Regions from separate parts of the Mus musculus genome. Here region 1 is linked to region 2. Evidence: chromatin loops called from intact Hi-C (ENCODE). Cell type or tissue: left cerebral cortex. All regions are shown on one strand. Links, peaks and the distances in the headings refer to the core of each region. The heading gives the core; the rest is flanking DNA. Region 1 holds the start of Pdgfb (platelet derived growth factor, B polypeptide). Region 2 holds the start of Rpl3 (ribosomal protein L3).

What was found. A loop is a pair of places that touch in the nucleus more often than their neighbours do. Peaks named below come from ENCODE experiments on the same cell type or tissue, not always from the same donor. Only the 100,000 strongest peaks of a DNase experiment are listed, where the experiment ranks them.
Region 1: a loop joins it to region 2, with 4 times the contacts of the local background. A loop is called at or near these places in 26 of 42 quality-filtered maps.

Annotation. Positions count from the first base shown.
Region 1 is chr15:80,002,480-80,017,989 of GRCm38, reverse strand. It overlaps Pdgfb (platelet derived growth factor, B polypeptide), which reads left to right and starts at 3,013. Exons shown (of 7, transcript NM_011057.4): 1 at 3,013-4,054; 2 at 12,425-12,521; 3 at 14,576-14,665. The coding sequence starts at 3,992. In left cerebral cortex, for the core only: a CTCF peak has its summit at 6,093; DNase peaks (open chromatin) are centred at 6,866, 7,617, 7,978, 8,363 and 7 more places; H3K4me3 peaks cover 4,821 bases; H3K27ac peaks cover 5,437 bases.
Region 2 is chr15:80,068,734-80,084,243 of GRCm38, reverse strand. It overlaps Rpl3 (ribosomal protein L3), which reads left to right and starts at 838. Exons shown (of 10, transcript NM_013762.2): 1 at 838-920; 2 at 1,662-1,854; 3 at 2,461-2,629; 4 at 3,213-3,348; 5 at 3,692-3,878; 6 at 4,394-4,554; 7 at 5,436-5,537; 8 at 5,818-5,913; 9 at 6,138-6,257; 10 at 6,350-6,463. The coding sequence starts at 918. The coding sequence ends at 6,394. It overlaps Snord83b (small nucleolar RNA, C/D box 83B), which reads left to right and starts at 5,665; the gene lies at 5,665-5,741. It overlaps Snord43 (small nucleolar RNA, C/D box 43), which reads left to right and starts at 1,338; the gene lies at 1,338-1,385. It overlaps LOC115488570 (a small nucleolar RNA gene), which reads left to right and starts at 3,158; the gene lies at 3,158-3,212. In left cerebral cortex, for the core only: CTCF peaks have their summits at 5,638 and 7,275 (motif pointing right); DNase peaks (open chromatin) are centred at 7,731, 7,828, 8,667, 9,352 and 2 more places; H3K27ac peaks cover 1,278 bases.

The DNA of each region.
Region 1 (15,510 bases), core at 2,688-10,687, 65 kb after region 2:
GGAGGATCGAGGGGCTCTCCCAGCATGCACCTCAGCATCTGCAGTCCCTGCTGCCTTTTCTGCCCCTATCCCGTTGGGGTTATTATTATTATTACTATTATTATTATTTTACTTTGTAATTTGGGTGGGAGGCAGTGCCCAGGGAAGTCAGAAGGGGGTGCCAGATCTTCTGGAACTGGAGTGAGATGTTTATGACCTTTGCACAGTGAGTTCTGAGAACTGAATTTGGTGAGCCATCTCTTCATCCCTGTGCACACATGTCCTGTCACCTTAGCCTGCATACAGCATTAATGTAACTGTCTGCATACACGGAGTTAAAGGTCTCTCATTTAGGTCCTGGGACTGGTCTCCTTCCTCATTCCATTTCTTAAATGCTTTACCTAGGGCCTACACATAGTAGGTGCTCAAGACTGCTGCTTTATAGTCGGGCAGTGGTGGCGCACGCCTTTAATCCCAGCACTTGGGAGGCAGAGGCAGGCAGATTTCTGGGTTCGAGGCCAGCCTGGTCTACAAAGTGAGTTCCAGGACAGCCAGGGCTACACAGAAAAACCCTGTCTCGAAAAAAACAAAAAAACCCAAAAACAAACCAAAAAAGACTGCTGCTTTAAACAGCCTTGCTCCCCTGCTCCACCCCTCATGTCTGTTCCGTGTGCTCCTTCAGGACATGGAACAAAATTCCTTCTGGGAACACCATCTTTCAGGGGACAGAGCATCTAGATGTGTACTGGTGTGTAACACTCACAGAAGCACTGTGCAAAAACGCCTCCTTATTGGGGGTTAGAGAGACAGGTCATGGTTAAGAGAAGCTGCAGCTCTTCCAGAGCTGCACATACCTGGTGGCTCACAACCAACTTCAGTCCTGGTGGATCTGACGCCCTCTTCCGGTCTCTCTGGGTACTGTATGCATGCATATAATGCACAGACATACACACGCATACATACACACGCAGACAAAACACCTACACACACAAATCTAATCAATCAATCAATCAATAATAAAAATGATGGACCCCTGGAGTCCAAGTTGTGGCCCCATAAATTACTAGAACTGTGTGATCTAGTCCAAGTTGCTCAGTCCCTATGTGGGCCAGTCTCCACGGTGGTAAGATAAAATAACAACATATCTTATAGAAGCTCTGCAGGGACGCAGGGTCAGCTCATTGGTGGCTCTACCACTGTACTTACAGATAAGGACATCGGGCAAGAGCAAGGCCAAGTTCACCCAGCTGTCTGGAGGAAGTACTTTTAAATATCTAAGTCTTCTGACACGGGGGTCAAGTGTGTTGAATTATTTCCACCCAAACAGGGCTATCTGTCATCTTGTCTCAACATATCTGTCTGTCCTGGATGATGGTCCTAGGGAGGAGTCTCTTTTGTATGCTTCCTGCCACTCTGTGAGGAGGGCAAACCCCTTTCACTGCATCAAGGTACTGCACGTATCAGTTTAAAACCAAGTTCATGTATATGTGTGTGGTGTGTGTGCATGCCTGCGCGTGTGTTCAGGTGACTGGAAAACCTCCAGTGTCACCCTTAGAAACACTGTCAATGTCTTTTGAGATAGTGTCTCTCATTGGCCTGAAGCTCACAGATTGGTCTAGACTGTCTGGGCGGGCGGCAAGTGCTAGTCTCTACCTTCCCGATGCCTGTTTAGATGAGTTCTGGGACTGGACTCAGCTCCTCTTCTAAGCATTTTACCAAATGGGGGTCTCCCCAGACCCCCAACCCAACCTATGGAGCCCACTGTCACAGAGATGGCAAACATTGCCAGCCCCCTCTCATTTTCCCACGATCCTCTGCAATTCTTCTTCTCCTCCGGTTATGTCTCCGAGTTACAGAAGAGGAAATCAAGGTACCATTGGTGAGCTTAACCTACCTTAGAGGTCACCTGCTCCAGGCTACCTCCCAGCCACTCTGCTAGCTAGTCATTTGGAAAAATGGGGTACCTGGAGCCACGTGTAAAGAGGCCCGAGAGGTTCTTCCTTATCAGTACCACCTCATCCAGGGCCATGAGAGGCAACAGCACCATTCAGTGGATATGGGGATACAGACCAAGTGGAGATGACAGGCAGCAGAAGTGGATGAGGGCAAGGTGCCCTAAAGGCAGGAGGCATTGCAGTGAGCCTGCCGGTCTTGTGGTGGGTGCTGGGCTGGCAAGCGTGCTTGCGTGTGACTGTGTCACTGTGACAGTGTGACTGCTGAAGGCAGGGACACAGCAGTTCCCTGAGCTGGGGGTGGAAGGTGTTAACTGTGAGAGTGCTGGTGTGGGTGGGTAGCCTCTGGGCCTGGAACTGGGTGGGGGGCAGAGAGGGGTAGTAAACACCCTGGTGACTTGAAGGCAGCATCTTGGTGGCAGTCCTTGGGAGGATGGTGCAGGGCTGGGGGTGGGGTGGGTTGAGTGACTTTGCAGTTCAACAGACTCAAATTCAGCTTATGCTGGCATGGCAGCGCATGCTGTGTGCCAGGCGACAAGCAAGGAGAGGCAGACCCAGTTTGTAGCTGAAGGGTTCCCGCTGGCTGTGGGTTTAGAGCTTCAACCTTGGGGCTGGTGTGTGGCTGGATGTTTTCTGATCATTCTGACATTTAATCCACACACTTTGTCCCCCACTTAGAGAATGTAGGGTGAATCACAGAAGGAAAGTGACGTGCCCAAGGTGACCCAGCTATTTAATTAGACTCAATGGAATCTAAGCTGCCAGGTTGCAGATGTCTGGTTCTGGGGTTCAGGGGCCACACTCCTGGCCTTGGTCCTGGCCCTGCAGACAGGCCCCTAAACACTGTGCTAATGGGTGGGGCCGCAGTTCACCTTCAGTTCCTGCCAAGAGGCTAGATTCACAGTCACAGGGGCTGCGTAGTTCTCAGAGACCCCTCAAGCAGCAGTCTTTGCCTGAGGACCTCCCTTGGTTCCTGCCCCCTCCCGGCGCTGACTCCGGGCCAGGAGAGGAAAGGCTGTCTCCACCCACCTCTTGCACTCTCCCTTCTCCTTTATAAAGGCCGGAACAGCTGAAGGGTGGCAACTTCTCCTGCAGCCGGGAGCAGCCTGCCTGCCTCCCCCGCTGCCTCCCTGAGGGCTTCCCTCCGGCCGCCAGCGCCCATCTTTCTCCAGAGAGATATTTTGCGCACACACACATACACACACGCGCAAAAGGGAAAGGAGGAAAAAAAAAAAAAGCCCACCCTCTAGCTTCGTTGCAACGAGAAAGCCGGAGCAGCCGCAGCTCGAAACCCGCAGAGGAAGCCCAGAGTGGCGAGCGAGTGGGTAGATAGACAGACTGACCCGAGCCGCGTCCACCTGTCGGCCCGGACCAGCCCAGCGCGCAGTGGGCGCGCCGCGCTCTCGGAGCAGCCGTGCCCGCCGCTTGGGCCCTGCGCCAGGGCGCACACGCTCCCGCCCCGCCACCCGGCCCGGGCGGGAGTTTGCACCTCTCCCTGCCCGGGTGTTCGGGCCGCCGCTGCAAAGCCAACTTTGGAAAAAGTTTTTTTTTGGAGACTTGGGCTTGGAGGTCCCCAGCTCTGCGCTTTCTGATCTGGGGGTCCGTTCCAGAAAATGTTGCAAAAAAGCTAAGCCAGCAGGCAGAGGAACACGCCTTTAGCGGGCGAGTGAAGACGAACCATCGGCTGCCGTGTTCCTTTTCCTCTCTGAGGTTGGAGTCCCCTGCGCGCCCCCACACGGCTAGACGCCTTGGCTGGTTCGCGACGCAGCCCCCAGACTGTGGATGCTCGCGTGGGCTCGGGATCCGCCCAGGTAGCGGCTTTGGACCCCGGTCCCTTGTCCAGGTCCTCCCCAGCCCCCCAGCGACGGAGCCGGGGCCGGGGGCGGCGGCGCCCGGGGGCCATGCGGGTGAGCCGCGGCGGCGGCTGCAGCGGCCTGATCGCCTGATCGCGGGGGACCCGAGCGGAGCCCACCCTCCTCCCCAGCCCCCAACCCTGGCCGCGGGGGCGGCGCGCTCCGTCTACGCGTCCGGGGCCCCGCGGGGCCGGGCCCGGAGTCGGCATGAATCGCTGCTGGGCGCTCTTCCTTCCTCTCTGCTGCTACCTGCGTCTGGTCAGCGCCGAGGTGAGTTGCGACGGCGGCTAGGGCTGGATCCTTCCCTGGTTGTCCCAGCCCCCACGCCTGGCCGCCCCCTCCTCTCCCTGCAGTGAACTTTGGAGCCTTGCAGCGCGTGAGTCAGGCGCCGGGCACTGGGTGGCCCCAAGGGCTGGGAGGCCAGGTCCGGGGTGCTGGGCTCCTGGGGAGGAGGCAGCGGTGGGTTTCTTTCCAGTGGACCAATCTAGATCCCTAAAGCTTTTAGTGTCCTAGAAGGTGTGTGCTGCCCTGCCCCCTGCCTCAGGAGCTAGAGATCTTAAGCTTCCCGGTTAAGGGGAAAAGGTGAGGTGATATCTAGGGTGTCTAAGGCATCGAGACCTCCTGTGTCCTCCTCAGAACCAGCCTGGGCTTTGGTTCTGCCCAGGACCCGGCCTGCCCTAGAAGTATGTGCCTTCGAACTCAGGATATCCAGAGATCTTTGGCAAGGGTTTTGGTCCCACCCTAGCTTCTGCACTGGTCTAGAGTGGGCACCTTGGGGTCATGCTGGACGATCCAAAAGCACCTTGTATCTTGGCGCAAGGGGTCCAGAGAAAGAGAGACGGAGACACTAGAGAGACAGGCAGACAGACAGACGGTAGGTTCAGACGCTTGGAGTAGAGACAGGACTGGAGGTGGGGCGCGCGCGCGGGGGGGGGGGTGTTGGTCTGAAGGAATCTAGCCCCCGGGGCGGTGTGTGTCTGAGGCCCAGCAGTACCTGCGCCGGCACCCTACGAGAGGAAGCACTTCTCTTCCCCGCAAGCAGGATGCGGAGCGCACGCCTGCAGAAGCCTAGCTGCAAGGGCGGTCGGGTATGGAAACGTCTGCGGGAACGATCAGGTCGGATCAGTGCCCCTACCCCTCCCAGCCTCACGTAGCAGTGAGTTGGCAAGTCTACCGGGAATCCAGGTGGGAAGGGGGCGGGGCAGGAGGAGGCGCGAGCCGGAGCGAGGCTAGGGCCAGGAGAGCGGATTGCCCGGGTCCTGTCCCGCCTTCTCCTGCGGAGGTCTAGACTCTACACCTAGTCGACTGCTCGCCGGGCCAGCCGGATCGCCTGCGGCCAAGCGTAGGAGACAGGAGGCGGCAGGGAAGGGGTTAAAGCGGAGGGCTCCGAGGCCGCAGCCCGACCTTGGGCCGCAGCCAGAGCAGGTTGTTTTGACCACGAAGGAGCCGTCGCCGTCTCCTTTTGTTCTTGGGGCTCCTCGAGGGCCGCCGGCCGCCCGCCCTGGGGGCCCCGCCCTTCCGCGGCTGCCCCCCGTGGCCGGAGCCCGAAAGAGAGCAAGCTGGGCTTGGCCGGGCCGCTGCAGGCCGCTCGCGGCACCCCCTCCCCTCCTCATTAGCAGCCCCCCGGGCCGCGGCCAGCTGTTGGGGAGGGGGACGCCAGGAGGCCCCAGCTGCCGCCTCGCCGCGCCGCGCCTCGGGGACCTGGAGGCTGGCCCGGTGCCAGGGCGTCCTGAGAACCGCGGCACCCCGCGGCTGCTCTCTGCAGCCCACCCCGCCCGGCCCCCGACTCGCTCACTCACCCCACGCATGCACACTCCTGGCCGGAGGCGATGCTCCGCTCCCGCGGGCGGGAGCGCAGAGCGACGGGCACGCACTAAGGAGGCCAGGTCGCGCGCCCGCCGCCACGCCCGTGCACACGCGGGACACACGCGCACGCGGCCCGAGTACACGTGCGCTCACACACCCACGCACGCACACAGGCACGCACAGTCCCTCTGTACACTCAGCGCCAGGTGCCCGCCCCCACGCAACAGGTGGGCCCTCAGTGCGCTCTGGCACTCCACCGCCTCTGTAGCCACCCCATTTCCTTCCTGGGGGTTCTGAGAAGGGAGGGACAACCCCAGATCCTGATCTGGACTCCACAGCACGCATTTTGGCCTGTTTAGAGTAGCTTAGCAACCCCTCAAAATTTACCCTTCTATAATGGCTTTTCAACCACCCCACGTGGTGTGATGTTGGTGTGACCCTGGAGGCCCCGGAGTGCAGGATAGCCATGCAACGAATAGCCATTTGATCATCAAGACAGAGGGACGCCACCTACCTGCTGAGTGTGTCACCCACAACCTCCCTTACTTGGTTAATCCTGGTAGGAGTATGGAGCCCTCCTTATGGGCACTGCTGGATATGTAACATCTGGATGAGGTTTCTCTTACCAGTCCATCTTCCTCCAGCAGCACTGCAGTCAGTCGCATTTAGGGTTGAGGCTGCTGCTCAGAAATTCAGCCTTGTCCCTTCGTAGACTACTGGGACCCTAATTACACTGCGTTTTGCAGTTGTCCAAGGTTTTCCCGATAAGCTTAGGGGTATTAGACTGAAATCATGCGGACATGTCCCCATAGAGACCAGCCCAGGCAAGCTCCAAATAACCAGTGTAGGGAGACACAAGCAGGACTTGCCTCTCTGGGTGACCCTGTAGTTGGCTGTATTTTACATGGAAGCTTAAGCGTTGGGAGCAGGCTGGTAGGGTTGAGGCAGTACTGGAGGAGAATCTGAACAGGCTGCTGAGGCCCGTCTCCATCAGCTGAGCTGGCTTCCCAGAAGGTGACTGTCATGTGACTATCTGTCTGCCTCAGCACCCTTCTGCCGGGAAGGAGTGGAGGGCCCTCCCCCCAATAGTTATCAACCACCACGTCTCCTTCTGGCTTGCTAATGTCCACGGGTGGAGGGTAGGGGGGTCCCACGAGGGTGGGGGGTCCCACTTGGCTGGAATCCCCCTGCCCAGATGTGTGAAAGTCAAGGTGATAGATTCTGGAGGCCCTAGTGCAAGAGCCAGGGTGTGTGTTGTGTGTAGGAGTTAACTTGAGGCGTTTGCCTGGTGTTCGAGATGCCCTCCCTCTTTCTGATGTCCTGTTTGTGATTTTGTTTTCTTCTAGGGTCTCATGTGGTTTTAAAGACAGAATGTGGGGATGGGCTTGAACCCTTGACCTTCCCTTGTTTGTTTGTTTGTTTGTTTATTTAGACAGAGTTTTTCTGTGTAGACTTGGCTGTCTTGGAACTCACTTTTTAGACTAGGCTGGCCTCGAACTCTGATATCGTCCTGCCTCTGTCTCCCGAGTGCTAGGATTAAAGGTGTGTGTCATCACCACTGGGCTCTGAGGTACTTCATTAACAGCATATGGCCCCAATGAACCCCGCCCCCGCCCCGCCCCCTGAGAATATACTCTTCTATCTTGGGACCTGGACTGTCAGCGGGGAGGAAAGGAGGTGGGAAGATACAGAAGGAGAAGCAGGCTGGGCCTCAGTTTCTCTTACCTAAAATATGGAGCAGATTGGACTCGGTTAGTGTTATGCATAATAGGGGAGTTGGGTCCTTTTGAATGGAGGTGAGGACAGGGATTGCAGTGGGTCACGGGGTGGCCCATCCCACAGACAGGGCCCTCTTCCAGCTTCCATGTGTTTCTCTTGCTGGGCTGCAGAAGAGGGGGAGGCTGAGCAAGAGAAAGGACGCCGCCTGTGTTGTGCCCAGAGAGGGCTTCTCCATAGAGCTTGTCTTTGCCATCTCATCTAAATAAGGCCTGAGACGCAAGCAGGCAAGCAGGCAGGCCCTAGGAGGCTTCGTCAGCTTCTGCCTCTGCCAGCCATAGACAACGCCCGGGTGCTGGGCAGAGAGCCCGTCTCTCTCATTGCAGAGGCAGCAGGCTGTGGGACTGTGGAGAGTCAGTCTCCCTCTCTCTCTCTCTCTCTCTCTCTCTCTCTCTCTCTCTCTCTCTGTGTGTGTGTGTGTGTGTGTGTGTGTGTGTGTGTGTGTGTGTGTGTGTGTGCACGCGCTTGCTCGCTCACATGAGTGCGCCCAGGTGGATGGTGGAGTTCAAGCCCTTTTGATCAGGCAGCCTGGCAGGGAGCAAGTAACTCACCTGGCCTCCCTCTTGCTCATGCCTCCTGCAGCTGGCTCTGGGGGTGGGGCAGGGAGGAGGCTGTTTCTCTGGGCTGCCAGGCTGGCTTGGCCCCACCTGCTTCCATCCCACACCCGCCAGAGATCTGGGGCAGCTTCTTCAGGTTGTCAGGTTTCCTGTTCTGTGTGTGTGGGTAATCTATGAATGGGTGCCCACCTTGAGGCTTCCAGAACCTGTGGCAGGAAAAAAAAAAAAAACCAGATTTCAGCAGCCCCATATTGGGGGCCAGAGGGAGGACTGTTACACCCAGACACATGGACTCTGTTTACAAACAGGTGCTTCTGAGAGTCCCTCCGGAGCACTGCATCCTGAAGTGGACCTCTAGCTGTTAACACCCCCGGACCCGGAAGAGACCCAGCAGCCCACGGGGCACCTGGTGGTGTCAGTGTGGGGCTAGGTGCCATTTCCTGTGGCCCTGCGTGGGGGATCGTGTAAAGTCACACCCCAGGGGGACAGCAGCTCTCCACCCACCTGTCACCATCCTTGGAAATGTTTGGAGCATCTGGTCCAGGACGCTGTCATTTGCTGTCCTCATAGGAAACACATGAAAAAATTGCTCAGCTGGTGAAGTGCCTTTTCTTTCTTTCTTGTTTTTTTTTTTTGTTTGTTTGTTTTTGTTTTTGTTTTGTTTTGTTTTGTTTTTTCGAGACAGGGTTTCTCTGTGTACCCCTGGCTGTCCTGGAACTCACTTGTTAGACCAGGCTGGCCTCAAACTCAGAAATCCGCCTGCCGGTGAAGTGCCTTTTATTTGGGACTGCTCTGCTGTGCACTGTTACAGGAATCCTCAGGACCAGCTGGGGTTAACCCCATTTAAAGGACAAATAAGAATCCCTTTGTGTCCTTTTCAGTGGTGTTGGGGACTGAACCCAGATCTTCACCCTTGCTAGGCAGTAGCTCTGCCTCTGAGCTACACCCTCAAGTCTTTTCTTTTCTTTGTTTTTATCTTATAATGGGGCACTACTAAATTTCCCAGGCTGGCCTTGAATTTGTTCCATAGCCCAGGCTGGCCTCGAACTTAAATCCTTCTGCCCCATCCTTCCAAGTAGCTGGGATTAAATGTCTGTGCTATTATGCCTGGCTGAAAGTAAGGTATTTATGGTAGGGTTCATTCTGAGCACCCTGGTTCCCCCTACACAGGGAGCCCCGGCTTTTTGTCTGTTGTGGGTCTCTCACTTCTGACTCTGGGAGTATTTGGGACCAGTGATACTGTAGCCTGTGTGACATCCTATGTTCTGTGGGACGGTGAATAGCACCTCTGCCTCCACCGCGGTGCCAGCAGCCTGTCCCTAGGCTTGACAACTAAAAATGTCTTCAGATGGTGTCAATGTACCCTGAGAGTGCCATCACTGTAATTGAGACTTGCTGTAAAACAAGATGGGGCAGAGAAGCCGCAGGGGTCTCAAATGATGCTGGGACTAATGATATCAGGACAGAGAGGAGGCATGCTTGAACTGTCCCCGGGGAGGGCCAGGAGAGGTTAGGCATGTTACGGCTTGGAAGGGGTCCACTCTGCCACTGGCTAGTCACCTTGCCTTGTGGCTGTGTATTAATTTTTCTAAGGCTCAGTTTTTCCATCTGGAAGATGGGACTAATGATAATGTTGGCAGAAGGGATCACACCTGAGCGAGCCTGCAGAGCAAGAGACAGACAGCCCTTCACATATTTTACCAATATTTATTGCACCAGCTGAGTGCTTTTCCCACCTCTACAGTCTCTACCTGGGGTCTTTCCCCACTCAGCCTTGTGGGGGGAGGGGTAAGTGGGCTGAGGATTGGGGCTAGGCCTGTCCGGGGCTCAGTATGTTCTACCTTACTGGCAGCTCCAGCCATCCCTCCACAAACACTTCTCATCCCTTAGGACAAGCAAGCCACCTTACACAGCCTGGCTCTGGCTATCCTTGGTCAACCTCAGGCAGAATTAGAATGGACTTAAATGTTTTCTAACTCAATTCGTTGATAAGAGGTCAGACCAGAGAGAGGCAGTGGCCAGCTAGAGGTCACACAGCAGAGGGTAGCAGTGTGAGGCTTGGAATCTAAATCTCTTGAATACCATTCTGAGTTGGGCGAGTGGCCTTCTTTCTCCAGCCCAGCTTCTGGCCATCTGTCCTGCATATCTCTGCCCAACCGTGAAGCAGCCATAGACACTATAGACACCACCAGACACCAAGTGCCTGCCCTGCTCCCTAGCTTGTCCGTCAAACCTCTAACATCCCTAGGATACCAAGCAGGTTTATAAACTCCATGACTGAACAAAGTGACCTTGGTGCTGAGAAGTCTCGGGAGCCAGATTTCAAGGCGTCCCCCTCAGCCCCCAGCCTGTCTCTTCTGGTTCCTAGGTTGGCTTGGGGGACCAGAGGTAGGCATGACTGAACCGCTACAGAGTTTTTCCTAAACATTAGACAAATGTCCAAAGTGTTTTGTCTTGTTTTGGTTTTTGGTGACACTGAGGTGCCCGGCTAGCCTGGAACCTCTGGACTCAGAAGAGCTTCCTGCTCTGCACGGTGGTTCACGTTTTTAATCTCAGCACGCGGTAGTAGAGGGAGTCAGATTCTTTAGTTCAAGGCTTTCCTGGTCTGTATCGAGTTCCAGGCCAGCCAGCCAGGGCAACATAAGACCATATCTCAAAAAAAGCAAAACCAAACTGTCTTAGATGCTTCTGTTGCTGTGATAAAACACCATGGTCAAAAGCAACTTGTGGAGGGAAGGTTCTATTTTAATTTACAGTTCTACACCACAGGCCATCATCAGTGAGGGAAGGCAGGACAGGAACCTGGAAGCAGGAACTGAAGTACAGGCCACGAGGGAGAGTTACTCACTCGTTTGCTTCTCACGGTGTGACAGCCTGTTTTCTTATAGCACCCAGGTTCACCAGCCCAGGAATGGTACCACCCCTGGTGATCTGGGTCTTCTCATATCAGTCAGTCAGTCAATCAATCAATGAATCAAGAAAATATACCCTAGGCTTGCACACAGTCCAATCTGATGGAGGCATTTTCTTAGTTGAGATTCCCTCTTCACAATTGACTCTAGCTTGGGTCAGGTTGACCTAAAACCAAGCCAACCCACAAACAAAAGACCTTCCTGCCTCAGCCTCTAGAATAGCTCGGGACTACAAGCGGGCTCCTGGGCGCCATGTGCCTGGCTCTCAACAATTGTCTGAGACATAACAATTGTCTGAGACACGTAGTAGCTTTTGAGGCGATCCCTCCTTGCCAGCAGCTGGCCAGGGCAGGAGCCTCTATTCCACCTCAGACAGGAAGAGTACAGTGCCCCAGTCCCCCAAACACACACACACACACACACACACCTGTGCTCAGTAACTCAAAGCTCCATTAACGTAGGTTTGGCTTCTTCCCCTCTCAGTCCAAGGAAACTGAGGCACAGGGTGGTTTAGTCCTCTCAGAGCTTCTCTCAGGCTGAATGGTCTTATCACAAGCCGAGTGTGTGTGTGTTTGTGTGTGTGTGTGTGTGGCATGGTATGATATCTTGCGACTTTCCTTTGCCCCTTACTGCTAGGACATTTCCCAGTCCCCTCTGCCCTCACCTCTCCCTTGGGGATCTTGGCACCCAGCCCTTGAGACTCCTGTGACTGTGGGGATGTTCCAGCTGTATGCGTGTGATTGTGGGACCTGCGGTTTCCCTGGAGGAAGCTGGCTCGTAGTGGGGCCTGTTAAGGTTCTAACTAAGTTTCAAGTGTTTGGTGACAGGCCAGAGGGGCTCTAAAAATAGAGTTTGGTTGGGCACGGGGCATGGGTGAGCTCTCAGGCTTGCCGGTTGGGCCTGAGGATTCCCCGATTTCCTCTCTGGCAGGGACTGTCAGTAGTACTGGGATACATGGCCTTCTGAGACCACACAGCTCAGCAAGCATTTTAAAGCACCTTTCGGGCTGGGGGCTGGAGTCCACACTTCACTGTCATTTCGTGAAGCCTCTACTCACACTGGGTTTGGGGGCCCTGGACAAAGGATGTTGTTACCTTTTTGCGTCTCTGCCTTTTTTTGTTTGTTTTTAAATCTGTGATGTGGCAATAATTAGGTCAGTGTGTGTGTGTATGCTCGCCCTCGCGCTCACGCACGCCCCTGTGAATAAATTGTAGCTACCAGGTGTGGAGGGAACTGTAGAGAGAATTGAGATTGTTGGAATTTCTCTAGGCCCTGTGATCTTACCGGGGAGACAAATGTGGACAAGCCAGTGGAGCTGGGCACACGCCGGGATACCGTGGAGGGCTAGGGTTGAGTGTCCCAGCATGCTCTGCTCTGAGCTATTCAGGCCCTGGGTCCTCAGTGCTCCTGGTTCAGCCTTGGATCTGGCCTGCCCCACCCTTACTTAGCCTTACTTACTATTTGTTGGGGATGGCGGGGGATGGGGGTGGCTTGTAGGAACTTTGTGCAAGAGAAAAGCACTTGGTTGGTAAGAGAGCCACAGTGAACCTTCACCCCAGTTCACACAGTTCCTGGTGTCTGACCGACAGGGGGATCCCATTCCTGAGGAACTGTATGAAATGCTGAGCGACCACTCCATCCGCTCCTTTGATGATCTTCAGCGCCTGCTGCACAGAGACTCCGTAGGTAAATCGGACCCTCCTCCAGAACCTCAGCCTCTACTGATCCGTAGCACATCCTAGTGGCCACACCTACTACCCAGGGCAGGGCAGAGTAGGCAGACTGGTTGGTACCTGGGATGTGGGGTGGGGCAGAAACAGCACCCACATGTGGCTCTAGTTTGGTGTGGAGGGTGGGGTTCCTGGAGCACACTGGGGCAGGGACAGAGTACTGAGGGCATGCACTGAGTACCTACCCAGGTGTAGACACAGCTTAAGAGGGTAGGGAGCTATCTCCCTGCCCCTCTGGCCCAGAGCCTGGTCTCTAAGGTCTCCTGGGGACACCTAGCTTGGATCAGCTGGCAGCCCTACCCATGCCCAAGAGTGCGCTGGGCAAATAGGCACGTGCTTGGTGGCATACACGTGGCGGGGCCGGCAGGCTGGGTTGGGAATGTATTTATAAATGCTGTCTTCAGAGCAAATTCCATTCTATTCTAACCTCTGGCCTGGTCCCTGGAGCCCTGTTCAGCACCCCCCCATACCCACCCCCCACACACCCGCAGGCCCTTGTCCCTCTGGGGTCCTGTCTCTTTGTCACTTTGTAACCCTTGCCCAGACGCTATCTACGGGGGAACAGCATTTCCTGCCTTTGTTTCCTCTCTCCGTTGGGCCCCTGGCTTCTTCTCAAAAGCATTCCCGGGCCCTTTCAATACCGCCAGGGCTGGGGGGTGGTAAGGCAGGCAGGAGGGGGCCCCAGCTGGGCCCACCTATTGTTCACAAGGGCCCCCACCCGATGTCTCCCACCCGTGCCCGGCTGGCCAACTCTGGCCACACAATGGGGCAACTTCCAAATTTAGCTTTCTTGCTGTTTCTTTCCAAGGCGCTCTGCCGCCCATTGCAGGCTGCCCCTCCACACCCCTGGTGGGGGTCGGGATCTTGGATGTTCGGGTTTTCAATAGCAGGCCTGTTTCGAGGCAACCCTGTGGCTTATTTTTTCCTAATCAACTTAACCTTTCCACAAAGCACATCTCTCCCCATCTCCTCCCTACCCGGGACATTCCAGAGATGGCAGAGAGAAAGGAAGAGAATAAGGGACAGACAGACAGGCTGACATGGTCAACACCGTGGGGCCGGATGGAAGCAGACCAGTCTGTTAGTGGTGATCTGCAGGATTTTCTTCAAACAGGATCCCCTGGATCCGAGATGGGGTGGCAGCTGGCAGAAGCCTTTATCTTGGAGGGGACTAGTGGGCTGGGAGAGATCTAGGAGCCCCAGGGCGCCATAAGGAGGTGGCAGAAGCTCATACCCAGCAATTCCTTTGCTGTCCTTCACCACCGAGAGACAAAGGGGGCTCTCCATCTTCGAGATCAAGTTCAAGGCCTCTGGTCACCCTAATAGTAGCCAGCCCTGGCCAGCGTCTCGGGGCAGTGTAAGTGTGGCATGGAGATGTCACCAAGGAAGCTGGTAGCACTGAGAGGAAAGGACTTCAGCTTAGAGAAGGGAGCTGTGGCTACTCACAGGAAGAGGCACAGAAGCCCAGGATGAATGCCGAGGAATGCCAACCTAGTGTGGCTGATGCAGGCCCTCCCACCCCCTTCCCTCTCCACCCTTTCTCTCCAGACCAGTAGGGCCATTGTCAAGGCTCCAGAAGGCTGTGTTGGGCTGCTGGGCTGCTGGCCCCAAGGGGATTCTGGGAATTTCCCCATTCAGCACTTCCTATGGGAACGTTTTAGAGGGCACTGAGAAGTGGCCTCCAGTGCTCTGGGTCCCTGCTCCACCCTGGAGGCTGAGGAGGGCTCTCTGACAGTAGCAGAGGGGAAGGGTTATTTTTAACTTCATTAACATTAAGTTCTGGCCAAAAATGGGGCTAAAAACACAGAGGGAGGCTGGAGGCTCTCAAAGATATAGTTAGGCCTACCCCTGCCAGTCCCACTAGCCATAGGGCTGCTCAAGGCTTTGAGAGCCAGGTCTCCTATTCAGAGCCAGGAACCTCAGGTTTAGAGGATGCTAAGGGTGGGACTTTGGTGTAGAGAAGCCGTCCTTGACCTGGGCCAGCACGTCTAACTATGCTTTCCCCTGCAGATGAAGATGGGGCTGAGCTGGACTTGAACATGACCCGAGCACACTCCGGAGTCGAGTTGGAAAGCTCATCTCGAGGGAGGAGGAGCCTAGGTAAAATGAGGATCCGGTAGCTGTCCATCAAAGGTGGGATCCAGGGAAGAAAAACTAGGGCACACGGCCATCCTGGATTGGACACTACCTCCAAAATCCGTTCCCCACTGTTTGGGCTCAATGAGGGGTGCAGCTGTCTTTGAGGTTGAGCTACTATGCCCTCTCCCGCCATGTTGTGCTTTTAAAATAGTGGTTTGGTGTTTCTGGCTTTGAAACAGGGTTTCACTCCATAGCTTTGGCTGTGTTAACTAGACTGGTCTGGAATGTAGAGATCTGCCTTGCCTACCTCCGGTTCTATACTCACTACATCTCTGCAGCCTTGGAATAGATGTGGCTAACCCCACTCCACAGGCCTGGAAACCAGGGTGGAGAAACTGGAATGGAAGGACTTACTTGTTGAAATTGAAACCAAGGTCTTCTCAGGCGGGGGGGCGGGGGTGGGGGTGGGGGGAGTCCCCTCTGTCCACTACGGCCCACAGCTCCACTGTGGCCTAATGCAGAACCCAGCAGGTTCTACAGATTGCTCCTTAGCAGAGACCAGCCAAGTACATCTGTCAGTCCTAGTGAAGACTTCCAGGGTGAAGCAGGTGGCCACGTACCCACGTACAGTTTCCAAGTCACTGGAGATGTGGCTGGAAGAGCCTCTAGGTCTCCAGGCCTACTTCTCCACCTGTGAGCCATTCCCTGTACGTGTCTGAGCACTTGCTGACCCAATAGCTCTGTTGTTAATCCCATTTCGTAGGTTAGGCTCTGAAGGAAAGGGCCACATACGAACAGACCAGTGGGGCTAGAGAGATGGCTCAGAAGATGGCTGCTTTTCCAGAGGCCTGGGTTCTGTTTCCATG
Region 2 (15,510 bases), core at 4,057-12,056:
AACCATTGAGCTATCTCTCAAGCCCTTATTTTTTTTTAAAGATTTATTTTTATTTTATGTATATGAGTACACTGTCGCTGTCTCCAGACACATCAGAAGAGGGCATCGAATCCCAGTACAGGTGGCTATGAGCCACCATGTGGTCACTGGGAATTTAACTCAGGACCTCTGGAAGTGCAGTTGGTGTTCTTAACTGCTGAGCCATCTCTCCAGCCCGGTTTGACTTCTGAAAATGTCACGCACGCCCGTGGCGCACATTCGTACACACGGGGGGGGGGGAACCTCACACATTTGTAAATCTGAAATTAAGAACAAAATATGAACGGGACATGACATCTGGAGACTGAATTGGCAGAGACAGGACTTGAGGGAGATGTGCCCGAAATCATGGCGCATTAAAGGCATGGCTTGATTGGAAGACTGAGAGCAATGTTGGTGATCACATCAAAATCACTGGTTAGGTAAAAGAGCAGTTTCATTCAGTCTATCTTAAGAGCTCACGAGAACAACGCAGTCAGTTGTCTCACACTAAGCCTGCTTCAACGCCGTTGTTTTCGTTGCTGTGTGGGACTAGCCCTGTGTGATTCCGTTCTAGAAGTGAGAGGAAGCACAATGCCTCCATTTTTCTTCATTATCATGAAATTTGGCTGCTGCAGAACGCCGTAGTTCTTTACATTCTAAACCTCAGCGTCGACGAGGCGTTTCGCTAAGCTTGAACCCAATCATTCTCCGTAGACCCTATTTGTCAATCCTAGTGGGCGGGAAAAATGTGTGTAAAATGACATTCGATGCGCGCCCTTCGACCCGACGCCTATGCGTCAACACGTTCGCACGCTCAGGGGGCGGAGCCATCACTTGGCTTTATATAGCCTGCACTGGCTCCTGGTCGCTCTCTATCTGCGGCGTGTGGCGGCGAGATGGTACGTATGGCCATGCTGCCTTCTAACTTGGTCTCCTGTGGGCCTGGCTTGTATTCACCTCCCATCGGCGCCATCCCTGGCTCGCCAATCCTGAAAGGATGTAATAGGGGATCGATGTGAGGGCCGCGACCGTCCGGAAATTCAGGGACCTTAACGGCCTTACGGAGGATGTGTGTGGGACCGGCCTGGGCCTGTGTGCGACCCATTTGATATCAGCGTAATCCTAAGGGACTTATGGAATGGGCTGTTTTGTGCTTAATTCGAGGGTAGTGGTCAGTCTGGTAGGGATGGCCCAGGTCTTTAGGAATGCATTGGTTAAGTGGAGAAATTTGGCAAATCGGGTCGGGTCTCCATTTTGGAATGTTATAAGAGTGGAAGGTGCATCTCTAGAGTTCTCAGAAGCCACAAATGATGAACCTTTTGACGGGCGGACAGAAACTCTGTGCTGAATGTCAAGTTCTGATTTGGCTTTAGGAGGGAGTGTTTGAGGCCGACTTGCATTAGACTCCATCTTGATACGCCATGTTGCCATTTAGTCACATGGGATACTCTTGAAAGTTCACCCATCGAGGTTTTAGTATAACTAAGCTGTTTTGTGTTTGAAAGGCATGGAAACTAAAAGCATTAAGCTGAAGTCTTATTGCAGTCTGTCCTCTGATACAATTCCTTTAAATGTGGAACCCTCCTTTGGGCTTGATTGGAAGACTGAGAGCAATGTTGTGATCTCTCCCTTTACCTCAGTCTCACAGGAAATTCTCAGCTCCCAGGCATGGGTCCTTGGGCTTCCTGCCTCGCAAGCGCAGCAGCCGGCATCGTGGGAAAGTGAAGAGCTTCCCTAAGGATGACGCTTCCAAGCCCGTTCACCTCACAGCCTTTCTGGGTTACAAGGCTGGCATGACCCACATCGTCCGGGAAGTTGACAGGCCAGGATCTAGTATGTACAGTACTTCCTTGTCCAACTTGGGCTGTGTGTAATTTTGCCTGTAGTTACAGTAAATTCCCAAAGGAGCACAATAGCTTCATCCTGGGGTGCTTTGTGGTAAGTCTAGAACAAAGCCTGACTTAGTGTGGTAGTGCCCACACTAAGGGAGCCTAGAAGTGTTTTGGCCTAGCGAAATTTAACACAGATTCCTGTGCAGAGTCCTGTTGGGGTAGTTGGTTGTTTCCATGCCAGTGCCTGTTATCAACCCTAGGTACTCTGAAAAGGTAGACACATTTAACAAGTGTATTCTGGACATGAAACCAGACTAGTGATAAAGCTCCTCTTTGAGACAGTCTAGATAGCACATGGCATTTTGCTACTTCAGTGGTGATAGTCACCACCTGGCATGGTGCCTGTTAGCAGCCTTGCAAAGTAAGTGGAGGTTAGAAACTTTGGCTCAATTGTTAAAAGCTGCAGTTGGAGAGCCCGCAGTTCTGAAGAGCAGTCCTGGAAGGCCCAGTATTCTGATGCGGAGACAGCCATTCTGTCTAAATGGATGCTTGTATGTGCTGGGGTATTTGTGCTCCCACTGAAGCTTATGCCTGTTTGTCTTCACAGAGGTGAACAAGAAAGAAGTCGTGGAGGCTGTGACCATTGTGGAAACTCCCCCAATGGTGGTTGTGGGCATTGTGGGATATGTTGAGACCCCACGAGGCCTCCGGACCTTCAAGACTGTATTTGCTGAGCACATCAGCGATGAGTGTAAAAGGCGCTTCTATAAGAACTGGTAAGAGGCTCTTGGGTTCCCTTAGAAGTAAGGGACACTCTGAGCTGGGATGTAAAGTGAAGGAAGTTGGATCAAAGGTTTTTTGAACCAAAAGCTGACTGTTAACCCTTGAGGGTGCTGGTCAGTCCTGGTTAGCAGAAGTGTTAGAGTTGCTTTGACACTGAAGTGGCAGGGAAGCTGGAAAACAAGACATCCTGCATCTGGGCCTTAGTGTGAGGTAATCCTTTGAGGCTTGGATGCTGGCCTTGTCTGTACTAGATAGGTCCCCTGCCTCTGGCCTGAGCCCCTGACTTCCACTACTATGAGATGTGCCCCCAGATAAAGGGATGTTCTGGTGCCCTGGAGCAAGAGTTGTGTGTTGTGTATATTTGTGGCTTATATTAACCTGTGGACCTCTGCTCAGCTCCGCTCGGCTCTGCCCGATGAGCTTCATCCAGGCTCCGCTTGCCGGTGGAAAAGGCTCCTTAGAAGCCGGCAATGAGCCCCATCCCCAAATGGTGCCAGTCTGCCTTCCTCTCACCTGTTGCAAGGGTGATGAAGGCCTGCACCGGGCCCCTCCCCCAACTGTGCTCTGCTCCTGAAGGCACAAGTCTAAGAAGAAGGCTTTCACCAAGTACTGTAAGAAATGGCAGGATGACACAGGCAAGAAGCAGCTGGAGAAGGACTTCAACAGCATGAAGAAGTACTGCCAGGTCATCCGCATCATTGCCCACACTCAGGTAAGCACCTAAGGTTTGGGGCATTTTGCAGGCATTTTGTGATCCGAGGGGATTAGAGACATTTCTGGTGTCTTAAATCAACCAGCAGAGGGCACTGTGACACTGAGGCTTGCTTCTCTAGATGGTCTTACTGTGCTCTATCTGACTAATCTGAAATGATGGTGTGAGATTGGGCCAAGTATTCTGTTTTCTAAACACATTGCTAGTTAGGAACCATTTAGTAGCTCATGCATGAGTCCACCAACCACTGGCAAAGTCAGGTCTATTGGCTTTGAGCTTCTGGTGATTTACTTTCTAGTCCATTTGCCACCAGCCTGATATAAGCTTCATCTGCTTCTTTTAGATGCGTCTGCTTCCTCTACGCCAGAAGAAGGCACACTTGATGGAGATCCAGGTGAATGGAGGCACTGTGGCTGAGAAGCTCGACTGGGCCCGAGAGCGGCTGGAGCAGCAGGTTCCTGTGAACCAGGTGTTTGGGCAGGATGAGATGATTGATGTCATTGGCGTGACAAAAGGCAAAGGGTACAAAGGTAAGCTTTGCTGTAGTTTGTGGGTGATAATGTGAGACCCTGGAACGTACACTGGACACAGCACCAAGTGATGCGGTGGCAGCGTTTCCTTGCCTGCCTGCCTTCTGGGAACAGCAGTCAGCTGGTCAAGTTGACCAGCTTTTAGAGAATGAGCTAAGAAAAGGAGTAACACCTCAAATATGTGGACCCAGTCAGTTGACCTCACCCTTAATGCCAGGTGGCCATGAAGGACAAATTGGGCTCCCTAGAGTACATATCTGCCTCAAACCAATAAACACATGGCAACCTCTGGCCACATAGTGACACATGAAGCTGCAAATAACTATTTAGGCAGACAACCATCCAGTCTGATTTTAAAATAGGACAGGAATGTGGGGTTGGGATTGAATTCTGATATTCAGATTTACCCATTGTTAGATAATTTTGTAATCAGTGAACTAATCACAGGTATTTTGAGTACTCATTGGGAAGGGACAGGAACGTGCCCAGCCCCATGAAGTTAACATTCTTTCCAGGGGTAACCAGTCGTTGGCATACAAAGAAACTGCCCCGAAAGACCCATCGAGGTTTGCGCAAAGTTGCCTGTATTGGAGCCTGGCACCCTGCCCGTGTTGCCTTCTCTGTGGCTCGAGCTGGGCAGAAAGGCTACCATCACCGAACAGAGATTAACAAGAAGGTAAGGCTGATTGGGGATCCTGCAAATGAGAGAGGGTATTGGGTTCATAGAACAGTCAGTCCTAGGAATCCATGACACTGCCTAACCCAGGTTTAATTAATGCCCTAACCCTTTCCCAGGAAATTTTTGTTGTTATTGTTGGAAATTTTTAAAGGTTCAATTATAAGTAGTTTAAAAAAATTTGAGTATACTGTAGCTATTTCCTGACACCACTGAGGGCATCAGATCCCTGTACAGATGGTTGAGAGCTCTACCATGTGGTTGCTGGGAATTGAACTCAGGACCTCTGGAAGAGCAGTTAGTGCTCTTAATCACTGAGCCATCTATCTCTCCATCTCTATAAGCAGTTTTTATGCATTTTGAGATAACAGCAGCATAGCATGCGCTGCCTTGGAGTTGTAGCAGTCCTGTGTCTGCCTCAGGATTATTAGGATTACAGGCCTGAGTTGCTACCATACCTAGATTTAGTAGTTTAAGATGCTTGGTAATGGCCGGGCGGTGGTGGCGCACGCCTTAATCCCAGCACTTAGGAGGCAGAGGAAGGTGGATTTCTAAGTTCAAGGCCAGCCTGGTCTACAGAGTGAGTTCCAGGACAGCCAGGGCTGCACAGAGAAACCCTGTCTCGAAAAACCAAAAAAAAAAAAAAAAAAAGATGCTTGGTAACTGTAAAAGAGGAGCCGCTTACCTTTGTCCCAAGTTCTAGAACAGAGTTCCAGCAAATAGTGTTTTAATCTGGCCCATTACATGGGAAAACACAATTATAGACCTCCCACTTTATGCTGATTTGGGTAACAGGCCAGTCACTGACATTCAGGGTTTCTACCTGACTTTGGATGCTGGTTCTCAGGACTGACTTCTCAGTTGTTGACTCTCATGTGCAGATTTACAAGATTGGTCAAGGCTACCTCATCAAGGATGGCAAACTGATCAAGAACAATGCATCTACTGACTATGACTTGTCTGACAAGAGCATCAACCCACTGGTGAGTGCTGGGGGCTGAGCCTTAGGATATATCTGGGACAGGACCTGCCATGCGTGCCTCTGCACAGCAACTAGCTGAGTCCACTAGGTGGGGTTGGTGAAAGATGTCAGAATCAGCTGTTCTGTGATGAGGCTCTGGAATGTGCGCTGGGCACAGCGCCCGAGAGAGACTGAGGAATTATTCCCTGTTGCCTTCCTTCTGAGAACAGCCCTGTTGATCTTAGTTGCCTCTGATACAGCTAACTGCCCTCACTGACCAATGGCTTTCTATGATTCCTTAGGGTGGCTTTGTGCATTATGGTGAGGTGACCAATGACTTCATCATGCTCAAAGGCTGTGTGGTGGGGACCAAGAAGCGAGTACTTACTCTTCGTAAGGTGAGACTGATCCTGGGCTCTAACCAGTCATTCTGGGCATGGGGGATCACAGGCCTTGAGCTATGCGGAAATTGGCCTGTCTGGGTATTGAAATCCTGGGGAAGGGTGGACTTTGCATTAGCCTTTTACCCACTCTGTTCTGTGTCAGTGTGGTGGCTGTTTGAGCGGGTGCTAAGTATTTGAACGCTGCTTGTCAGCTGCTAAGCATTCTTTTTGGCCCATAGTCCTTGCTGGTTCAGACCAAACGTCGGGCCCTGGAGAAGATTGACCTGAAGTTCATTGACACCACCTCCAAATTTGGCCATGGTCGCTTCCAGACCATGGAGGAGAAGAAAGCATTTATGGTAAGGACCTACCTGGGCTGGGGTGCCTGGTCTTTGTTTGCCTCCTTGGCTATGTTCAGAACTAATGAAACTCCTCTGTTTCTCCTCTACAGGGACCACTCAAGAAAGATCGCATTGCCAAGGAGGAAGGAGCTTGATTCCAGGACCACTTTGTGCAGATGGTGGGGTCTCACCAATAAAATATTTCTACTCACACTGGTTTTCCCACATTTCTTTTTTTTTTTTTTTTTTTTTTTGGTTTTTCAAGACAGGGTTTCTCTGTATAGCCCGGGCTGTCCTGGAACTCACTCTGTAGACCAGGCTGGCCTCGAATTCAGAAATCCGTCTGCCTCCCAAGTGCTGGGATTAAAGGTGTGCGCCACCACGCCCGGCTCCACATTTCTTTAAGAGCAGTGGCCAGCCTGGTAGCCACTAAGAACTGAAGAGCCTAGTTTAGCAACATTTGAGTTGTTGAATGAAACTGACAGGTTTGCAATGCAATGCCTAAAGCAATTGTTGGGGCTACTGAAGAGTAATGTGTCCCTAATGTATCTGTCACAGCTTCTGTATCCCCTCCCAGTCTGTACAGAGTTTGGGTCTCTGTTTCTTAGGTATTATTGATTAGGCCCTAGGCCTGCTAAAACGTGCAAAAGGTTGGGTTTGATCTACCTGATGGTTTATAGTTGGCTTGCTCTCTATCTAGTATTACCATTTAATAGGCCAACCCTCCTTAGAACAGCTTGGTTTGGCTCTGAGGCTCTAATAGGAGCTTGCATCCAATCCAGATAGTATGAGTCTGGGGTTTGACCCTGCAACCCAGTGAAAGTGGGATTGATGCTAAATCGGGTGATGATCAGCAACTTGAAGATGTATAGATTGGTATAACATTGTCTACATCAGATTAAAGGCTGCTCATGAGCCTCTGGCCTTTCATAATAGTGCTGCAACCCTACATGGGAAGAGGCTTTGGAGGTCTGCAGAGGTGGATCAGTGCTAGCTGTTGATGCTGTTTGGCAATTTAGGCTGTACTTCAGGCGTGGGCCACCAGGGGGTGGGTGTAGCACATACATGGTGAAAACCCAGCAACACTCAGTTGCATTCTCACAATATCTTGACCCCAGGCTTGGGCTCTTTTAGGGACCTCTTAGGTCTGAAGGAGGCATTGAAAGATTGCCCATTAGTGTGGCCAGTATCAGACCCCCAGAGCAACATTCTCCAGGTTAGGACCACATGTAGCCCAGGTGGTTGTATACCAGCTGGGACTCTTCAAGTGCTGGAAATATACACCCTGCTGCCTCTCAGAATAGTTCTTGGTGTGTTTACATTTAATCACCTGCATGGATGCAGAGGCAGAAGAGGAAGACAAATGAAGTTGAGCCACCTTGTGGATGTTAGGATGTCTGAATGCTGGCCCTAGCCCAAGATGGCAGCCCTAAGATACAGGCAAGGCCTGGTTAGTCTTCAGAGTCTGGTGCTCACTGTACACTAGTGCCATTGCTGGAGTACTGGAAAGACCGTCCTGAAGCTGCTTATCTCAGGAACTTGTGTGGGGAGGCAGGTTATAAATGCAGAGAAGTCCAAGTAACAGGCTGTCCAGTGATGGGGGCCTGAGCAAAAGACAGGGTGAAGCTCTGACATTTTCTTAGGAAGTAGCAAGTGAAGAGGCTCTGTGGACAGATATCTTGGGCTCTGGTCCCAGCTCCTGAGGGAGGAGAGCTGAAAAAGCCAACTGCAGGTTCCCTTGATCAGAGCTTGGTACACAGTAGCTCAAATTTTGTGAAGTACAGCATCTGTACCAGGGTGGGAGACCCAGCATTTCTGCAAGTTGCTGGACTGGGCTGAGTCATTGCCTCTCCCCACCCTTCCCATGTAAGTCCCAGAGGGTGTGCCTCCGGTGCCTGTGGCATATTCTTCTCACCAGAACCCCCAGACAGGCCTCACTGGAACCCCGTGGTGACAAAAGGAGTTCCAATCTTGGGGGAAAAAAAATACCTGCTGAGAATCTGAGCAAGTGGGAACACAGGGAAGTACTAGTGGGGTTGCAATTGCCTTAAAAGGCACGACTGCCCAAAGAGGCAGGCAGCCCTGGCTAGGCCTGCCACCTGGGCTCGCCTCAGTGCTATAACCTGGATCCTGGTGACAGTCTTGCTGGGGTGGCCATGGCCCCAGGCTGCCTCCTTCCTTAGTACAGGAAACCCCATATTCTGCCAGTTCTCAGCAAGCAGCTACTTGTCTGGTCTGGTTTTGCGATCCCTCTACCACCCTTCCCTCTACTGAAGCCTCTAACAAGGGCCTGGTCCTTGATCCAGCGGCTGGCCGACTCCCAAGAGCCTCATAGTTCCTTCTCTCCAGTCTAGCCTGAGGTCTTCACACTCAGAATCCTTAGGGCCACTCCTTGACATGGGTTCCTTACTACCCCACAGTGATACAGATGCAGAGCTGAGGTCGGGAGAAGGTACCCACTGACCAGCTGTGGGGTGGGCACTGCTGGGACTGAGCCCAGGCATCATAAAGATCACGATGCTAGAAGCAGCTGTCAAACCTGGTCTGGCTCCTGGGGGTTGGGTAGGGGAGGCAGCCTGCCTGGTGAGCCCCTAGTGTTTCACACCTCTGGCTGGGCTTCAGTCCCTACCCCTGCTATTCCCTAGTCACAGAGGAAGGTTTGCTTCTGAGCATGTGTGATCCTTACAGCCGATAGGAGTCTGAGGTAGAGAAGCTCATTCCTTGGAGTAGGGAAGCTGAAGGCAGTTGCTGCCTCAGGAGGTTAAGCTAAGCACCTGACTACTGTGTCCACTGTCTAAAACAAGCAGGACCACTAAGGCTCCATGAGGGGTAGAGGGGTGGTTCCCAGTATTTCTGCAGTCCCTTGAATCCTGTCCTTTCCCTTCCCTAAGTTCATCTATGGGCTATACCTCCTTCACAGATGGGGGTGATGGAGTGCTTATCCCTGACGACAGGCAGTGAGGAGTCAGATACAACAGTGGGTCCCCGAGTGGCTCCAGGTCACTGGTTTCATGTGATTATGGAGAAGTGGCCCTGATTCCCTCTGTTCTACTCAGCCTGGCAGAGTCAAAGGCTGAGGGAAGGTGCTAAAGATAGCCGAAGCAACCACTTCCCCATCCCTCCAGCCACCATCCACTTGCCACTTGGCTCCTCCAGCGGGTTGCCTGGCCAGCGCCCAGCCTGGGACATGACACAGGGTGCTAGGTGACAGTGGCTGACCTGTGCTTCTGCAGGTTTATCCTGTCATTCCACAGATGATAATCCAAGCAAAGGGACAGCAGTCCCCATGTGCACAGTATATGCACTTTGACCCTGACACCACCCACCTTTCTCCATACCAGAACAGCACCACTAAGGTGCGTTAAACAACCAAGCCAGTCACCCGTTCATCCATGGAAGGTCTGGGCCCGGGGCCCTTCTGCTGGAGAGCTGCTGGTTCCGGCTCGCCACTGACCTCAGTCTTTGGGTCTTGCACTGGGGGAATCTCAGCAGCTCTATCCAATTGAAAACAGCAGTGCAGCTAGGTATGTGCTGTTCTTTTTGTCTGTTCTGTTTTGTTTTTCTGAAACAGTGTTTCAGAAAAACACTGAGTGCTGGCAAAAGACTTTGTTTCTAGAAGCCAAGGCATAGAGCAGGAAGTCAGACCCAGGCTTCCAGGGTCTCTTCCCTGTAAGGGCTTTATTGCTCTTTTCCTCTAAGGCAAGGCCCTCCTGGCTGAAAGGCCTACCATGGGTCACTTGTTTGTTTGTTTGTTTTTTGTTTTTTTGTTTTGTTTTTTCAAGACAGGGCTTCTCTGTGTAGCTGTGGCTGTCCTGGAACTCACTCTGTAGACCAGGCTGGCCTCGAACTCAGATTCGCCTGCCTCTGCCTCCCAAGTGCTGGAATTAAAGGCGTGTACCACCACGCCCGGCGGTTCACATTTTTTCCTATGCCAACATTTATGAAGCACCTACTATGTGTTGGGCTCATGGAATGCCCCTTAGCCCCATTCCAGGTCTGTGAATATTTGCTGGATGCCTGAACAGTCTTGTAAGACTTTTTTTCTGGTCTGGAGAAGCAGGGCTGTGAGAACCAAGCTAATGCCCCCAATGAGGCCTAGTGAACAGCTATGCTCAGTCTTGCACCCCAAAGATTTCTATTTTCAGGTGGGGTTACCCAGGCTGGCCTGGATCTCACTATGTAGCCCAGTCTAGCCATGAATCCTGATCTTTCTGCATCAGCTTCCCAAGTGCTAGGGAACTCCAGGCACATACCACCATGCCCAGCTATGACCCAGACCTTTTGATTTGATTCACAAAACTAGAGGCGGCACTTAGCAGTCTTAGGCAGGGCTAGCCTAGGCCCTCCACTTGGCAAAATAAAACTCAGTGGAATGAGTACTGTGCAGTCAGGAAGCTCTGACACAGAACCACCTTTCCATCTTCCCTGGACACTGTACTCTGGTCACAGCAGCCTGAAGCTACCTTAGTGCCTTCTGCAGCTTGTCCCTGCTGCTTGTCCTGTCCGGTGTGGCCTCCACCTGTAGGCTGGGCTGTCTCAGAGCAATTTGTGCAGGCACATAGTAGGTACTCAGAAACAGATGGTCAAATAAAGTACCTACTGTGTGTTTAAGTTCATCAGCCTGGATGAGTTAGGGTTTTTGTTGTTGTTGTTGTGTTGTTGTTGCTGGGTTTTGTTTGCTTAAGATAGTCATGTAGCCCAAGCTAGCCCCTTATGTAGCTGAGGAAGACCTAGGACTTCTGATCCTCTATCACAAGCCAGCAGAGAACCAAGTACTGCAAGTTGTCCTCTGACCACCATCTGTGCATTGTAGCATGCCCCCTCCTACCACACACACACACACCCTTAATAGTAACTATAATAAAAATAGACAGCAGGCAGAAAGCCAGCGGTGGGAACTAGGAGTCACCACCTCCCCGCCCAGATCCAGACTCGACATCTCAGTCCACACAGGGCCCTCTTCCAAACCAGGATGAGCTGAGTGGTGGGGAAACCCCTGCCTGGTAGGCCACACTTGGCTTATGTCTCATGCTGTCCCATTTACTTTTCATATGTGGGGAGGCAGGTGCTAAGGGGACCCCAGTCTCATTCATAGCAGAGACCAAGGCCTGAGTGGGTACCAGTCTCTCTTGGGCTCATGCACCTGGGGAGGGAAGCAAACAGCTCACGCCCTACAGCTCTGGCACAGGCTGTTCTCTTGCGTGGATGATTTCCCTCTTCCACACTGGGAAAGGGGTTCACCCTGCTGACTCCTTAGCGGCCCCTCCTCCTGAAGCCTGCTTGAATGCCCACTGCTTCAGAGTTACCAGTGGGCCTCTGCTCTCTGGGTTCTTTCACCTTGTGTGATGCCAGTCTCCGTGTCACCACACTGGCTCAGGGTTCCAGCCACACACCAGCTCCTGGAGTTAGGGCTATCTGCCTGATTGCTCTTGTACCCCACAAAAAGTCCTCTGAAAGACTTGTGGACAGAGGCATGCATAAGGTAGCTGATGAGGTATTGTTCCTGCCCTAAGCTTTGGCAAGCTAACTGTGCTTCAGCGCCTTCGTGCAAGGAAACGAAGGGGCGTGTCCACTCCCTAGACTGTTCCCTGCACTGTGTCCTCTTCTCTCCCATTGCTAGCACCTGCCTCCAGCCTGCTCACTGTCACTCTGTCGTCCTGCTCTGTTTTGGTCATCATGCTCCAAGCTTTGAGAGACAGACATGGGAGTGGACCAAGAAGCCTCTGGGAGTGCGTGAGAGAAGAGGAAAGCGCCCAGCCGCAGCGACTTCCTCAGAGCAAAATTAGGAAAAGATGAACTGAAAATGGCTTGGGCAGCAGAGTGCTCTCCCAACCCAGCCTGGGGTGAGGGGTTGGGGTGGGGACGGTGGCTGAGGCTCAGGACAGGCCTGCATCTCAGTGTGTCTGTGTGACTGGGGGCCGTGGGGCGTGGCTTCTGGACCTTGGAGGAGAGGGTTAGATTAAGCCATCTCCAGCTCACGTGCCCTGAGACTCCCAGGGCTATGGAGTTTGTTTCCTCTTCCTCCCTTCCTGGAAAAGGCCCCATTCCCAGCTCTGGGACCTACTGTGTGACCTTGAGCAAGTGACTGAACCCTTGGACCTTGGTCTCAGGCCCAATGTAAGACCCAGCGGACAGAGCTACAAATGGCTCCAGGCACACACACCCCAACCCCAGGGAAAGCAGAAGTGCTGTATACTGAGCTTAGGGCTCGAGAGAGATACCAGGTGAGACTCCAGAAGGGCTGCAGGGAGGACTCTTGGGGGAGCTGGTCAGAGGGGGAGGAGAGAGAGGGGGACCCCAGGAATAGACAGAGGGAACTAGGGAGAGATGGTGAACCCCCAGTCACATGGGACTCAGGCATGAACAGAAACAGGAGGGAGTTTGGACTTCATTACGGGGTCGCAAGGAACCATGGGAGGAATGGCAAAGGTGTGAGGGGCAAAGGGACCCAGGGGTGAGGCATGGGGGCTTCCTGGAGGAGGTGTCCTGAAGGCAAGTAAGGAACAATAAGAGAAAAATGGGTTGGGTATTGTGGCATACTACAGTCAAACTGCCACACCTGGAAGGTAGTAGCTGGAGATCAGATCAACATGATATGGAGTTCAAGTCCAGCCTGGGCTAGATGAGAACCTGCCTCAAAATAAAGAGAAATGAGATGTAGCTAACAAAACAAACAAACAAACAAACAAAACAACCTCTAAGCAAAAACAAACTGCAAAGAGCAGAAGCATGCTGGCACACTTGGGGCAAACTGCTGCCCTCTCTGGTCTTAATTCCCACCTGCCCTGCCAGGGGCGCACCAGATCTGTTTCTGACTTTGTTTGTTTGTTTGTTTTACTAAGTTCTTTTCTATTAAAGAAAAAAAAAGATTTATTGTCCTTTTGTTTTGTTTTTTGCTTAACCTCTTTTTCTTTCTCTCTTTCTTTCTCTTTCTTTCTTTCTTTCTTTCTTTCTTTCTTTCTTTCTTTTTTTCTCCTTTTCCTCTTTCTCTTCCTCTTCCTCTTCCTCTCCTCCTCCTCCTCCTCCTCCTCCTCCTCCTTTTTTGGCCAAGGTTTCTCTATGTCACCCTGGCTGTCCTAGGGTGCTCTGTATACTAGGGTGGCCTTGAACTAGAGACTTGCCTGCCTCTGCCTCCCAAGTGCTGGGATTAAAGGCTGCAATTTTTTTCTTTTTTCATTTTATGAATGTTTTGCCTGTATGTATGTATGTATGTATGTATGTATGTATGTATATCTGTTCAGCATAGATGTTCTTGATTTCTGAAGAGACCAGAAGAAGGAACTGGGTCCCCTTGCACTGGAATTACAGATGGTTTTGAGCCTTCATGTGGGTGCTGGGAATTAACCCTGTGGAAGAGCAGCCAGTGAGCCATCTCTCCAGTTCCTCTCCCAGTTTTCACATTGTATAGTCAGGGATAGAGATAACTGGAGTCTTCCAGAGGCTGAGTCAGATTCTGAATTTAGCCAGAGACCCTGCCTTCCTGTCTGTCTTGGTTTTCCCTCTGCATCAGTCTAGGGTGAGGCAGGCAGGATAATAATGGTGGATTGTCAGAAACCAAGTAGCCTCAGGGGCCAGATGCCAGGGATTGTTTTCCATTCCTAGGAGGGTGGGCCTTTCCTGCCAGGAGAAAATTCCAGGGGAAAGATCCCGCCACCCCCGGTGACCACACACCCTCCGCCAACCCTTTGGCATCTGCTCTTCTCTCCTGTATCTCTCCTGGCCTCTCGAGTGAGGAGGAGAGGCCTCCAGCACCCTGGTTTTGCTCACAAATGCCCTGTCTCTTTCCTGTCCCATCCTGTTTGCAGGCCAGGCTCAAGGTACTGGCCTGATGTTCCCTACCAGCGCATGCCCTGTCTCGCTGCAGCACATTAGTCTGCATGGTGGGAAGCTCGGGGACTCCGGCCTGGAACACAGGGAATTAGGATTGGAAGGGTTTCAGCTTCTAAGGGCCTTGCATTCCAAATCCCAGTCCCCAGATTTCTGTTGTTCTAGATCTTTATGTTTTGTCTTGTTTGTTTGTTTTTCCAGACAGGGTTTCTCTGTGTAGCCCTGGCTGTTCTGGAACTGACTCTGTAGACCAGGCTGGCCTCGAACTCAGAAATCTGCCTGCCTCTGCCTCCCAAGTGCTGGGATTAAAGGTGTGTGCCACCACTGCCTGGCTTTGCTCTAATTCTTGTCTGAGCTTTTAGACTTGCTCGTAGCTGAAAGGTCAGGAAAGGAGCAAAGCAAGCTTCGGAGAATGTTTGAGTCTTGAAGTTCTCAGAGATAGAATGGGAAACAGTCCAGCAGTCAATGGTCCTTTCTGGGATAGTCTGGTTGAAAGGACTTGGTTCAGAGCACTGGTTGCTCTTCCATAGGACCCTGGTTCCATTCCTAGCACTCACATGGTTGCTCACATCTGTCTGTGACTCCAGGTCCAGGGGATCTGATGACTTCTGGATTCTGTAGGCACTGTATGCACACACTGCACAGACATACACACAGGCAAAACGCCTGTACACATAACATAGAAATAAAATAATTAAAAAATAATAATTTTTCAAAGGCATTGATGTTCTGGGGCGACACTGCAAGTGGGGGAGGAACAATGGTGGCAAGCCAGGCACACTAGTGCAGGCATTGGTGACAGCTTGGGTGCTGACAGCTGGGAAGGGGCTGTTGTCTGAACCAATCACACCTGGACCAGACCCAGGGGGAGTGACAAGGACAAGGGCGTGTCCCAGAGACCAGAAGGGAATCTTTCACAAGCTCAGACATGACTTCTCCCCGTTGGGACCTTTCTCCTCTTCCTCCTCCTCCCCTTCCTCCTCCTCCTCCTTCTCTTCCTTCCTTCCTTCCTTCCTTCCTTCCTTTCTTGCTTTCTTTTCTTTCTTTTTTTTAAAAGATTTTATTTATTTATTTTATACACAAGTGCTCTATCTGCATATATGTCTGCATGCCAGAAGATCCCATTACAGATGGTTGTGAGCCTCCATGTGATTGCTGGGAATTGAACTCAGGACCGCTGGAAGAGCAGTCAGTGTTCTTAACCACTGAGCCATCTCTCCAGCCCCTTCTTCTTTTTTTTTTTTTAAATTTACTTATTTATTTTATGTATATAAGTGCACAGTAAAGTACACTGTAGCCGTCATCAAACACCAGAAGAGGGCATCGGATCCTGTTACAGATGGCTGTGAGCCACCATGTGGTTGCCGGAATTTGAACTCAGAACCTTCAGAAGAGCAGCTGGTGCTCTTAACCACTGAGCCATCACTCCAGCCCCCCTTTCCTT